Regions from separate parts of the Homo sapiens genome. Here region 1 is linked to region 2. Evidence: chromatin contacts called from ENCODE Hi-C or POLR2A ChIA-PET data. All regions are on one chromosome and are shown on one strand. Each heading gives the region's core, a stretch centred on a gene start or an enhancer-like site at or near the end of the contact. The rest is flanking DNA. Distances are from core to core; before and after follow the strand shown.

Region 1 (6,058 bases), core at 2-2,501, 230 kb after region 2:
GCACGCCTCTGGGCGCAGGGACAGGGGCTGCGACGCGATGGTGGGCGCCGGTGTTGGTGGTCGCGGCGCTGGCGTCGTGGTGGGCTTCGCTGCAAGAGCAACAGAGCGTGGTTGGGGGCCAGGCTGGGGTTATGGAGGCGCCCCAGCCCCGGCCTCGCGCACCTTTCCCCACGGGGACGCCTCCCCCCGGTTTTCCTGGGAGAAGGGATAGCAGAGGAGACAGGATGGGGACCCCGGGATGCGCGCGGACCCCTGTGCTCGGGCCTCGGCTCAGCCCAGCGCACCCGGCGCCCAGAGCCGGAGCGCAGGAGCCAGCTCCCCTGCACCTGGCCTCTCTCCCGGGCTGAACCAGCAACCCTGGAGCGCGGGTTGATTGCTGTCCGCATTTTACCCACGAGCAAACGGAGGCGCAGATAATTTAAGTCATTTGCCCAGAATCACACAAGAATCCGAACTCGAGTCCAGATCGGCCGGACGTAAAAAGCCATCCCCAGTCCCTACTCAGCCTCGCGTTAGCCTCAGTTTGCTGTGTCTGTGAAATGGGAACAGTATCTAAGTCGCTTCCAGGTGCGCTAAGAGGCTTGAAAGCAGGGCCCAGGTGTGGAAAACAGGTTGAGGTGAACCCCAAGCCCCACGCGGAGAGGTGCCGCAACCCGGCGCGCGGACCTGGCAGGAAGACCGGCACGAAGTGGCTGAAGTACATGATGGAGTTGCTCAGGGCCGAGCAGAAATAGTAGCCCTCGTTCTCTCGGCGGAAGTCGCTCAGGGTGAGGACGAAGGTGTCCCCCAACCTCTTGCCCGAGAACCGCTGGGTGTCCAGCCCCTCGGCCGCCTTGGGCTTGTTTTGGGAGAGGTATAGGAGGAAGGTGGGACTGGCGGCGGCGCCGCGCGGCTGGAAGAGCCACGAGCAGCCCGACGTCGGGTTGGACAGCAGCACCTGGCACTTCAGCTCCACTGTCTCGCCCAGGTTCCAGGTCCGATCCAGCGGCGACACCCGGAACTGGCTCGGCCTGGCGGCGTCTGCAGGCGGCAAGCAGCGAGGCTGAGCCCGCAGTCCCGCGCCCCCCGCCCCCCGCCCGCCCCATCCCCTGCCTTCCCGGGCGTCTCAAACTCACGGAGCAGCAAGGCCAGCGGCAGGAGCAAGGCGGTCACTGGTAAGGCCATGACGCGCTCCCCAGGACGCTGCTTGGCTCGAAGCTCGGGCGCGAGGGGAGGCGCGCGGGAGCCGGTGGGGCGCCGAGGGGGGAAAGTTGCGCCCTTCGGCCGGCCCGGAGCCTGATTTCGCATTTGGAGGATGTGATGTCACCCGAAGCCCCCGCCGAGGAGAGTCACCCTCCTTTTCGCGGTTGTCGCCTTCCAGCCCGGCGAGGAGGCTGGGGCCCGTGAATAGGGCCGTCGAGGCAGCCTGGCCAGGCAACTGGGGGCAGCTGAAAACTGCGGGTTTGGGGATGAGGAAAAGGGCTTGGAAATAGTCCTTGGAAATGGTTGTCTTGTGAGAGTGACAGAGTGGGTGAAGGGAGACCAAAGATTTCAAGAAGTGAGGGCGAGAGTAGGCAGCAAAGGAGGGGAGTGTCCCTTCCTTTGCCTTCACTAAAGGCGTCTCTTGTACTGTCACCTTGGGACTTTTTATTGGCAAAATGGGCACTGAGGGCTGAAAAGGAAGAGGAACTAGCGACCTGCCCGCTTCTGAGGAACTCGCTAGAGCAGCCCCAGTTTTCACCGAGGAAGGACCCTCTCCCTTCCCCCAGGAGATTTCCATGAGAGCGGCAGCAGCCGAAGCTTTGGGTGTCGGTGTCAGTGCGCTGCTGACCTCATTCTTCCGGCCTTTCATCCAGCGGCTAAACTCACCACACAGCCTCATCTCTTCTTGGAGCCATTGCAACAGCCTTCAATTCACACCAGTCTCTCTCCTGATCAGTCCTCCAGCCACGTTGTTATAAAAATTATTATTCTCACAAAGGGGATCTGACAGCGTCACTGCTGCAGCCTCCCATGGCCTGCATTGCTGGATGGAAATTCAACCCCCAGCTTGGTTGACCAGCCCTTGGGTGCTGGCTCCTCCCAGCCTCCGCACAGCCCCCTGCCCTGCCTTTCCCATACACCTGCAGCTGCAGCTTCACAGGCTTGAAGTCATTCAACCCCTGCGCTCTGTGCTTTCACGCCCTTGCACTTGCGGTCCCTCGGCCTGGAATGCTGGTCTGTTTAAGCCCTGGAGGCAGCTCCTGTGCTGTCTCATTTGGACCTCATTTCTTTCACCCCCAGCTCTGGGTGCTCTGCAGGGAGGTGTGGGTGATGTGGGTGAATGCTTGGGTAGAGGCGGTTTTCTCTTTTCTGTCCCTAACACATGTGTGTCCCCTTCCTTTTTGTTTCTTTAAAAAATAAAATAAAATAAAAAAGACTGGAGTCTCGCTGTTTTGCTCAGGCTGGCCTTGGGACTCCTGAGCTCCAGTGATCCTCCCACCCCAGCCCCCTGAGTAGCTGGGACTACAGGCTCATCTTTCCTTTTTGACTGTTGCTGTCCTGAAACCTTCCAGCTCCAGTGGCATGCCCTCTTCCCATTTCTTCAGGGTTTCTGAGTCTTTCCACTTTGAATCCCATAGTGGCTGCACCTCACATTGCTACTGCTTGATCCTAGAGACAAGACACCTGGCATTCTGTGTTCCATGTGTCTGCCCCACCCATTAGTTCTGCTGGGCGAGGACCATGCCGAGACTTCATGATGTGTCCTCCATCCCCAGAAACACAGCATGGGCTGAGCTGTGCTTGTTGAACTGCATTCTCCTTGTCCTTGTGAAGTACAAACTTAAGTGTTGGATGGGTTCTTTGTCGTTGTTGCTATTTTTTTTTTTGAGATGGGGTCTGGCTGTGTTGCCCAGGCTGGAGTGCAGTGTGGCACCACCTCGGCTCACTGCAGCCTCTACCTCCCAGGCTCAAGTGATCCTTCCACCTCAGCCTCCCAAGTAGCTGGGACCACAGGAGCACACCACCATGCCCAGCTAATTTTTTGTATTTTTGGTAGAGATGGGGTTTCACCATGTTGCCCAGGCTGGTCTCCAATGCCCGAGGTCAGGCGCTTTGCCCCGCCTTGGCCTCCAAAGTGTTGAGATTACAGGTGTGAGCCACCATATCAGGGCCTGGATGGGCTTTTTTTTTTTTTTTTAATTATTTTGATTTCAGTACCTCCTTCCAGCTCCCTCAAAGCATCCAAGATGCTTATTCTAGCATGGAACATGTAACATTTTATATTCAGAAATTTTTAAAAATGTCTTTTAAGTGACAACAGTGCAATATATTCTTGTACGAAAACAAACACAAAGTTCCCTGTCTCAACTCTCCTCACTGTCACCTGCTCCCCACAGAAAACCACTGTTACAGTTGAATGTGTCCCTTAGATATTATCTGTACATAAACAGATGTTTATACATCATCTTAGACACATGGGATTGTATGAGATAAATATTTTTTTGCAACCTATCTTGTTTCACAGTAGAAGGAGAGCGTTCAGCAGATGAAGATCCACCCCATTCTTATAAATGGGTGCATTATATATGGGTGTTCCATAATTTAATTCTGCTGTTAGTGGACATTTAGGCGATTTCTCATTATTGCAACACTAGCAAGGCTGTGGTAGATATAATGTATCTGTATCACTGAGGGCTTGCACCAGTACCTGCAGCTTTTTCAAATGGGAGATGAGGGAGTTGGGGAAGAAAACACCTTTACAATGATGGTTATAACTGGCCTATCGATGTATGCATGTGTGTGTGTGTGTGCATGGTATGAGGGTCCCTCGCTGTGTAGACACAGTGCTGTCCCTCAACTCACATGAATGAGGGAGACAAGGAAGCAATCAAGTCCAGACAGGCCACCAACACATCAATTCTTGCTGTAGATGGTAGTTTGCCATTTTGCTCAGCACCACCAGCACTGTATCAGGAGTGTCAAATGGCCCTGCTGGCCAAAGGCTACAATCAACAGGGTGGTAAGGAAGATGGCTAGACACGAAACTGCACTTGCCCAGTGGTGGAAGCACTGAGGGGGCCAGAGTCAACCTCCACCTATTTGGATCTTGAGAATCAGGCCCCTGAGTGTGATGATGGCCAGATTTGGGGGTGTACTGCTTTAAAATAGACTAGTTCCATCTTAGTCTCACGGAAATCAGCTTGGGGGCCTTCTAGCCCTGCAGCTCAGAAAAGTGTCAGCCAGTGGGGTGGCAGCCCCTTTGTACAGAGCACCATGGGGGTTGGGGTGGGGAGGATAAGGCAACATGTCAAACCCATCAAGGAGGCTTTGTGACCCCAGTGATATTTTTTGCAGAACGTGGTGGATTTTCGATGTGACCACAATGACATCCGCCTTGCAGTGGCAGAACAGATGCAATTGCACAAGTTCTGGAGAAACTTTCTGTAGACCAGGTGTGCAGAGGGCTGGGTTGGGCCTGTCCATCACTGCCAGGTAAGTTCCCAAACCCCACACTGTAGCACTGACTTGGGATGGCATGAAGAAATGTGAATGACTGCACTCCTTTAAGCAAGCCCCTTATTTAAAAAAATATCCAGAAGTAGATAGAGTAAGATAGTAACCAGTTTCTATGCTGATTTAAACTGGTCCATGGAAATGGAAAACTTTAATGTAGATTAAAGACATATTCAAAATGCAAAACCGGGCAGAGCAGTGGTAGGAAATCCATCAGGGTTCTGTGCCACTGCTCCTAAGACATGAACTGCAGGGACAACTTGGAATCATGGCTGGGAAATTGCCTGCTGTGTCCCCATCGCCAATTCAGGTCTATGGAGATGTTACTGTTCTTGGAAGGAGTTAGCTTGTCCAGGGCTAGAAACTCTAGAGTTATCAGGGCTTGTTTTATCTTAATTGGAAATACCAATCAATTTGGCCTCACTTCTGTCACCTTTCTTTTCCTCCACCCCGAGTTCCCCAAGTTCATCTAGCTGCTGTCCTTCTTTCCTGGACTTTTGCAATGGCCTCTTAACTGGCCAACCCCATTTCTGCTCTGGTCCCTTCTAGAGAAAATCTCATCATGCCAACCCCCTGCTTCAACCTGAAAGGACTTCCTGGTGTCCCTAGTAGAATGTCGGGGATCCCTAATGTTGCCTGTGAGGCCCTGCACACTTGGTTTCATAGTCTCTGTCCTCTTGTCTGTCACCTTCTTCACTCCTCCTAGGTTCCGCATCTCTCATTTCTCAAGCGGACCCTAGTCCTTTCCACTTCAGAGCCATTAAACATGCTATTCCCTCAGCCAAGAATGTTCTCACCTCTGCTCTCTGCTTACCAAACTCCTCTCCCTTAAGACCCAGCTCAAGCATCTCCTTCCTGTGGGGTTTAGCTCCTTCCCCCTCCCACTCCCAGACAGTACAGACCACATCCTTCTCTTCTCTGTGTCACCCGGACCTTGGGTATCTGCAGACTGGAGCACAATGGTTTGTTTGCCTGTCCAGCTTGACAACCAAACCCTTGGTCCCTTGAGGAAGGAGCCTTGTCCCTCTCATGTTTACACCAGGGTGCCAAACAGAGGGCTTGGCACACACTTGAGTGGCACACACTCAAGAAATTCTTGCTCAGTAAAAGCTAAAGGAAGGTAGAAGTAGGGTACAGCAGACCAGAGGAGGCTTAGATAGTTCATTCCAAGTAAGAGTGGTCAGGAAAGGCTTCACATATAGTTGGGTTTGAAGATAAAGGAAGAATTAGGAGAGAGGTTGTTTAGAATGAGGCATTTGATATGTCTGATCAAGATCAGCTGATACCATGCTTTAACATATAGCAATGGTATAGTTAAAAACAAAAGAAGAGGAGGAAGGGGAGAAGGCAGATGTACTCAAAAGCAAGATAAACGTCTTCAAGGATGTAGTTGCAGGACAATGGCTGGAATCAGGGGCTGGCTTGCTGGGATCTGTTCTTAGCAAACCATTCTTGGGCCTGGGTCTTGAGGGTCTGTTCTTAGTGTAGAGGCACCAAGAGTTTGACTCCTTCAGCTAACAGAGTTTCACAGTGCTTTGCCTATAGAGGAAGGCTGGAGCCAGGCTCTCTGCTTGAAACAGGG
Region 2 (6,061 bases), core at 2,244-4,743:
TGTCACCATGGCCTAAATGGTACCATGTGTGACAACCATGATGGTGTGATATGACTACACCTGGCCTCTGCTTATCCTGTGCCAGGACCCAGACCCACCTGCCTGCATCTTTCAGCCCCCAACAGAAGGAGCTGTCTTGTAAGTTTATCCCAACTCAAAAACTGCCCAGCTGAGACTACAGCATTTAGTCAATTCCCTCTCTCTCTAATGCCCCTTCCATTTCTGCCAACATTTTCTTATCTTTGAAAATTTCCTTCACTTGGCCTCTTAAGTATTTTCTTTCTCCCTTAAAAGAAAAAAAAAAAAAAAGCCAAACTAACATTACTTGGCTTCTTATTCATACACAGCTCTCAATACTTTATCAGTGCATCAGCAGTTCTACAGAGAAAAAAGTATTTCCCATCTGTGATGGTTAATTTTAGGTATCTCCTCAGCTGGGTTGAGGGATACCCAGATAGCTGGTAAAGCACTATTTCTGAATATGTCTATGAGGGTGTTTCTGGAAGAGATTGGCATTTCAATCAGTGAACTAAAGAAGATCAGCCCCCACCCAATGTAAGTGGGCACCATCCAATCAGTTGAGGGTCTGGACATAACAAAAAGGCAGAAGAAAGGCAAATTCTTGCTCTCTTCTGCATCTGGGATACCCGTCTCCTGCTCTTAGACATCAGAACTGTAGGTTCTCTACTCTCTGGACTCTGGGACTTCCATCAGTGCTACCCCAACTCACTAGGTTCTCCGGCCTTCAACCCTGGACTGAGCTACACCACTGGCTTCTCTGGGTCTCCAGCTTACAGACAGCATATGATAGTACTTCTCAGCCTTCATAATCCCCAGTCAATTTCCATATTAAATTCCCTCTCAACTACCTATCTATCCATCCATCCTATTGGTTCTACTTCTCTGGAAAACCCTGACTAATACACCATCCCTGCTTTATTGGCACCTTCTTGAATTACAGACTAATGCTAAGTAACCACAGCTGGTGACAAAACACTTTCTTTGTTCACAAGTCACAGGTGTGAGAGAAAGCCTGGCACTTGGTAGAAGCTGACCCTAAAGTGGATGGACATTCTTCTAACAAACTAAAACATATCAAAACTGAATGGGTACCTTGAAGAACTGAGGAGGAACTTGAAGAAAACCTTGGGCAGGGTATCTCCAGCACCAGATAAAGTGGATAATCTAACACTAAAAATCCTACTAAATAGTCAAGAACCCATTCATAGGCAGGAAGAGGATGGAACACATGACAGTGAAAGGTCAAACTGTTTCTGATCATCTCAGCCTGGAGATAATCACTCCAACCACTGAACTCCTATACCTGTGTATGTGGTACTGTATTAGTCGGTTCTTACATTGCTATAAAGAAATACCTGAGACTGCGTAATTCATAAAAAGAAAAGAGGGCCGGGCGCGGTGGCTTACACCTGTAATCCCAGACTTTCGGAGGCCAAGGCGGGCAGATCACGAGGTCAGGAGATCAAGACCATCCTGGCTAACACGGTGAAACTCTGTCTCTACTAAACACACAAAAAATTAGCCAGATGTGGTGGCACGGGCCTGTAGTCCCAGCTACTCAGGAGACTGAGGCAGGAGAATCCCTTGAACCCAGGAGGCGGAGGTTGCAGTGAGCTGAGATCGCGCCACTGCACTGCCTGGGCGACAGAGCGAGACTCCATCTCAAAAAAAAAAAATTATTGCAGCACTATTCACAATAGCAAAGACTTGGAACCAACCCAAATGTCCATCAATCATAGACTGGATTAAGAAAATGTGGCACCATGGAATACTATGAAGCCATAAAAAAGGATGAGTTCACGTCCTTTGCAGGGACATGGATGAAGCTGGAAACCATCATTCTCAGCAAACTATCACAAGATCAGAAAACCGAACACCGCATGTTCTCACTCATAAGTGGGAATTGAACAATGAGAACATATGGACACAGGGAGGGGATCATCACACACCGGGGCCTGTCAGGGGTTGGGGGTTGGGGAGGGATAACATTAGCAAAAATACCTAATGTAGGTGACCAGTTGATGGGTGCAGCAAACCACCACAGCACGTGTATATATGTAACAAAACTGCACGTTCTGCACATGTAACCCAGAACTTAAAGTATAATTTAAAAAAAAAAAAAAGAAAAGAGGTTTAACTGGCTCACAGTTCTGCAGACTGTACGGGAAGCACAGCAGCTTCTGCTTTTGGGGAGGCCTCAGGAAGCTTCCAATCATGGGGGAAGGCAAAGAAATAGGCATCTTACATGGCAGGAGCAAGAGAGAATGAGGGAGAAGGTGCTACACACTTTTAAACAACCAGATCTCATGAGAACTCACTATCTCAAGGACAGTACCAAAGGTGATAGTGCTAAACCACTCATGGGAAATCTGCTCCCATGATCCAATCACCTCATACTAGGTCCCACCTCCAACACTGGGGATGACAATTTGACATGAGATTTGGCGGGGACACAGATCCAAACCATATCAGGTGCCCTATCCAAACCAGCTCTTAAAATGTTTATCTTACTTGCTAGAAGTTAAGTTCTTTGGCTTCTTATTTCACCTTTATAATCCCTCTTTGGGAGGTAGTATAAATGGCATGATAATTCTAAGTATAGGCCTTAGAATACATAACCTCTGGTGCTGTAATTCACAAACTGTATGACCTTGGGCAAATTACCTAAATACTGTATGCCTCAGTTGCCACCTGTAAAGTGGAGACAATAACAGTTCCTACCTCATAACATTGCAGAGTGCTTAACACAATGCCTGGTTCAATATGTTAGCTAAAGGTGGTGGTAGTTAGGGCTAATCTTAATTCACTCTACAATCTTGCTACTCAAGTGTAGACCAGCAGCATCAACATCACCTGGGAGCTTATTAGAAATCTCAGACCCTATCCAAGACCTACTGAATCAGATTTTGAATTCTGACAAGATCCCTAATGATTAGTGTGCACACTAATGCTTGAGAAGCACTGCTCTACAATACCCAGACTTGTCCATAATGGGGGGAAAAACAACTAAAATTTTTTATTCAATAAATGATCTTACCTGTTCGGCTCTGGCAAGCATAGTTTTAAAAACCAATCTCATGCATCAACCCTGCCATTTTCCAGTGTCAATCAGCTTTCTCAGGTAGATTACCCTACTGAAGAGTGTACCAATATCGTGTTCTTAGCAATTTATCATTTAAAAACAATCTAAGTGTACAATATACTAGAGTAGTATAGTAGTACATATACTAGAGACTAGTTTAAACAATAAAGCAACCATTTCCCCAGCATCTTTTTTGCTTCTCCATAATCTTATCTCAATTTACGAATGGCAATGCCAAGGCCAAACACTGAAGACAACAAATAATCTCTCCCTACCACACTTCTACAATAACAAGAATCTTAGAATATACAGATGTCACAAAATGTGCATCTATATAATGTTCTATAGTTTCCAAAGTGATGTTATACCGTTATTTCATTTAAGCGCCACAATTTTTATTTTACCAAGGAGCAAAACTGAGTAAGTTTCCTGACGAAAATAATGAGTGTCTACTGTTCTAGGGCCTTTAACAACAACAACAACAAATTTACATTAACGCACATTATGTGCCAGGAATTGCAAGATGCATAAGATTAGTTTTTAAAATGTGCCTGCTAGAGCTGAACAGGTAAGATCATTTATTAAAGGATTTCAGGATTTTTTTTTTCCATTATGGACAAGCCTAGGTGTTGCAGAGCAGTGCTTCTCAAAGCACTGATGTGCACACTAATCATTAGGGAGCTTGTCAGAATTCAAAATCTGACTCAGTGGGTCTGGAGTGGTGTCCGAGATTTAACAAGCTCCCAGGTGATGTTGATGCTGCTGGTTGGCATTTGAGTAGCAAAGCTGTGCCGTATTTAAAGAATTAGCCCTAACTACCAATATGAAAACTTTACATCCCTGAATCTTCAATTACTCTGAGGTGACACTACTATTATTCTGGCTTCACAGTCGAGAAGGCACTGAGAAGTGAACTTTCCAGAGATCACAGAGCTGAGATGTGGGAAGGCAGGATTCAAACTTAGGTTGACTGACTGCAGGGCATTTTCAACTGTTTGCCTCCCAATATTATCTCAATTAATAGGTAACGAGAGTTCGAAGCCGGGTCCAGAGCTATCTTCTGTAACATTCTTCTGGGTCGAGTCCCTGCCCCGCTACGGTATGTGCCTAGGGTCAACACAAGGGCTGGGGAAAGAGGAAACTGAGCCTCTTTTTCAACACAACAGGGAGGACGGAGAACAGACGGCTCCTCCGGCAGACGCGACCCGGCCCGCTCCAAACAACGCTTCGGGCAGGAGAAGGTTCTCCGGGTGGTCCGCAGCCGGGCTGGAGGGGTGGGGCCTACGCTGGGAAAAGGTTCCGGGCGGGTCGTACCAACGCGCGCAGGGGGAAGAGGTTTCCGAGGCCAGGACGGTGTCGCTGCCTACGCGCTCAGTGGCGAGGTGGAGAAACTCTTCATCCACCCTCGGCTACCTGTTCGAGAGCCATGGCACCAGGAGCTCTCGCGTCCCACAGCCGACTCCTAAAGACTCTTCCTCCGGCCCCCCTGTCGAGTGGGAGTCCCCGGAAATGGGGGCCGGGCGGTATCGGGCAGGCGGTGGGGAGAAGAGTGTCCTGTCATTTACCAACTTCACTACGCCCCACACAGATCCACCCGCTTATCTGCCGCCGCCGTAGCCCTTACCAGTTCTTTGGGCGGCTTCTCCTGGGTCTTTCCAAACAGCCCCATGACGAACTGAACCCGTCTTGCCCCTTCCGGCTTTCAGTTCCCCGCGCCCAGGCAGGTCACGGGCAGCCGCCTGGGCGGGGCCCGCGGAAAAGGAGGTAGTCCCAACCCCCAGAGTAGGGAGCGGCGGCACTAGGGGATGTTGCGCATGCGCCATACGCCTGCGCAGAATCGAGTGAGTGGGAGACTAGTCAAAAAGGCTGACGTCATCGCACATGTTCTGGTCATGTCTGTGTGGGGGAGACCACGGATTCGGTGCTTTTCGTAAGGTGTAGAAATGATTGCTCTGAAAGATACGAATTTGTTGGCTACAACTGCTTCTAATACTTCACCTAAACCTAGATGTTGCACCAGAAGTCTGGATCTCCACGCAGACGTGTACACTTAGCATCACTTTCCCGACAGCTTCATCTTTGTGTCCAGTAGGCAACTCACAGGTGACAAACCAAAAATAACCTCTTTTTCCTCCCGCCAACCCACTCCTCCCCTCTGCTTGCACCACCATCACCTGGTCACTAAACCCTAGGCATCGTCCTCTCTCCCCTCTTACCAAGTCCCAACCATTCTAACTTCAATATGTCTGAACTTCAACCCTCCCCTTTCCATCCCAACTGCGGTCGTTTTTTTTCAGGCCATCGCCCTTTCCAGCGTGGGCGATTCCTGCCTAGCATTTGTCCATGTGTGTCCCGTCCTACACGCCACACTGACCGTGAGCTTAATCACACTCTCAAAGGAATCTGACTAAAGAGAACTAGACACATTTTAGCACGGACAGTTCCTGATTAGGCCTATACGGTGAGCTGATGGTTACTGTCATTAACTCATCCGAGGATGGTGAAGGGGACCATTTGTTACCTCAGCCCCATACTCCTGTCTCTGGTGGAATCATAAAATGGTTCGGCAGCTTTGAAAACATTTTGACAATTTCTTAAAATGCTAAACAAAGCCAGCCTTCCATTCCTAGCTATTTACCCAAGAGGGAAAAAAGCATATGTTCTTACAAAGACTTGTACACAAATGTTCATAGCAGCTCTATTTGTAATAGCCATAAACTGGAAACAATCCAAATGTCTATCAACAAGTGAATGGATAAACCAGTCGTGATTGATCCATACGAAGGAATAGTACTGAGCAATAAAAAAGTAAACTATTGATAAATGCAACAGCATGGATGAATCTCAAAATAATTCTGCCAAGTGAAAGAAGCCAGAACCGTATGATTCCATTTACATAACATTCTGGAAAATGCAAACTAATACATAGTGACAGAGAGTACATGGGCGGTTGCTAGC

The links. Hi-C counts contacts between places; a loop is a spot of excess contacts on that map. ChIA-PET counts read pairs that join two places held with the same protein, here RNA polymerase II (POLR2A). Pooled maps may share reads with other maps.
Region 1: a loop to region 2 is called in a map of CD8-positive, alpha-beta T cell, with 2.9 times the contacts of the local background. The contact joins the promoter of CD8A here to the promoter of CHMP3-AS1 in region 2. A Hi-C loop is called at or near these places in 2 of 168 maps with a recorded cell type or tissue (both CD8-positive, alpha-beta T cell) and 5 of 50 pooled maps. POLR2A ChIA-PET finds 5 or more read pairs at or near these places in 3 of 52 experiments (CD8-positive, alpha-beta memory T cell, Panc1 and activated B cell).

Annotation. Positions count from the first base shown.
Region 1 is chr2:86,789,662-86,795,719 of GRCh38, forward strand. It overlaps CD8A (CD8 subunit alpha), which reads right to left and starts at 1,252. Exons shown (of 6, transcript NM_001768.7): 1 at 1,116-1,252; 2 at 667-1,020; 3 at 1-89. The coding sequence starts at 1,164. LOC105374846 (a long non-coding RNA gene) reads left to right here and starts at 4,316. Exons shown (of 3, transcript XR_940321.3): 1 at 4,316-6,058. RefSeq lists an enhancer at 1-787.
Region 2 is chr2:86,558,577-86,564,637 of GRCh38, forward strand. It overlaps CHMP3-AS1 (CHMP3 and RNF103 antisense RNA 1), which reads left to right and starts at 3,494. Exons shown (of 6, transcript NR_183901.1): 1 at 3,494-3,671; 2 at 4,270-4,344; 3 at 4,692-4,823; 4 at 5,112-5,206; 5 at 5,401-5,564. All of the region lies in intron 3 of RNF103-CHMP3 (RNF103-CHMP3 readthrough), which reads right to left. It overlaps CHMP3 (charged multivesicular body protein 3), which reads right to left and starts at 4,867. Exons shown (of 6, transcript NM_016079.4): 1 at 4,728-4,867. The coding sequence starts at 4,772. RefSeq lists enhancers at 4,293-4,462, 4,473-4,572, 4,730-5,024, 5,183-5,242.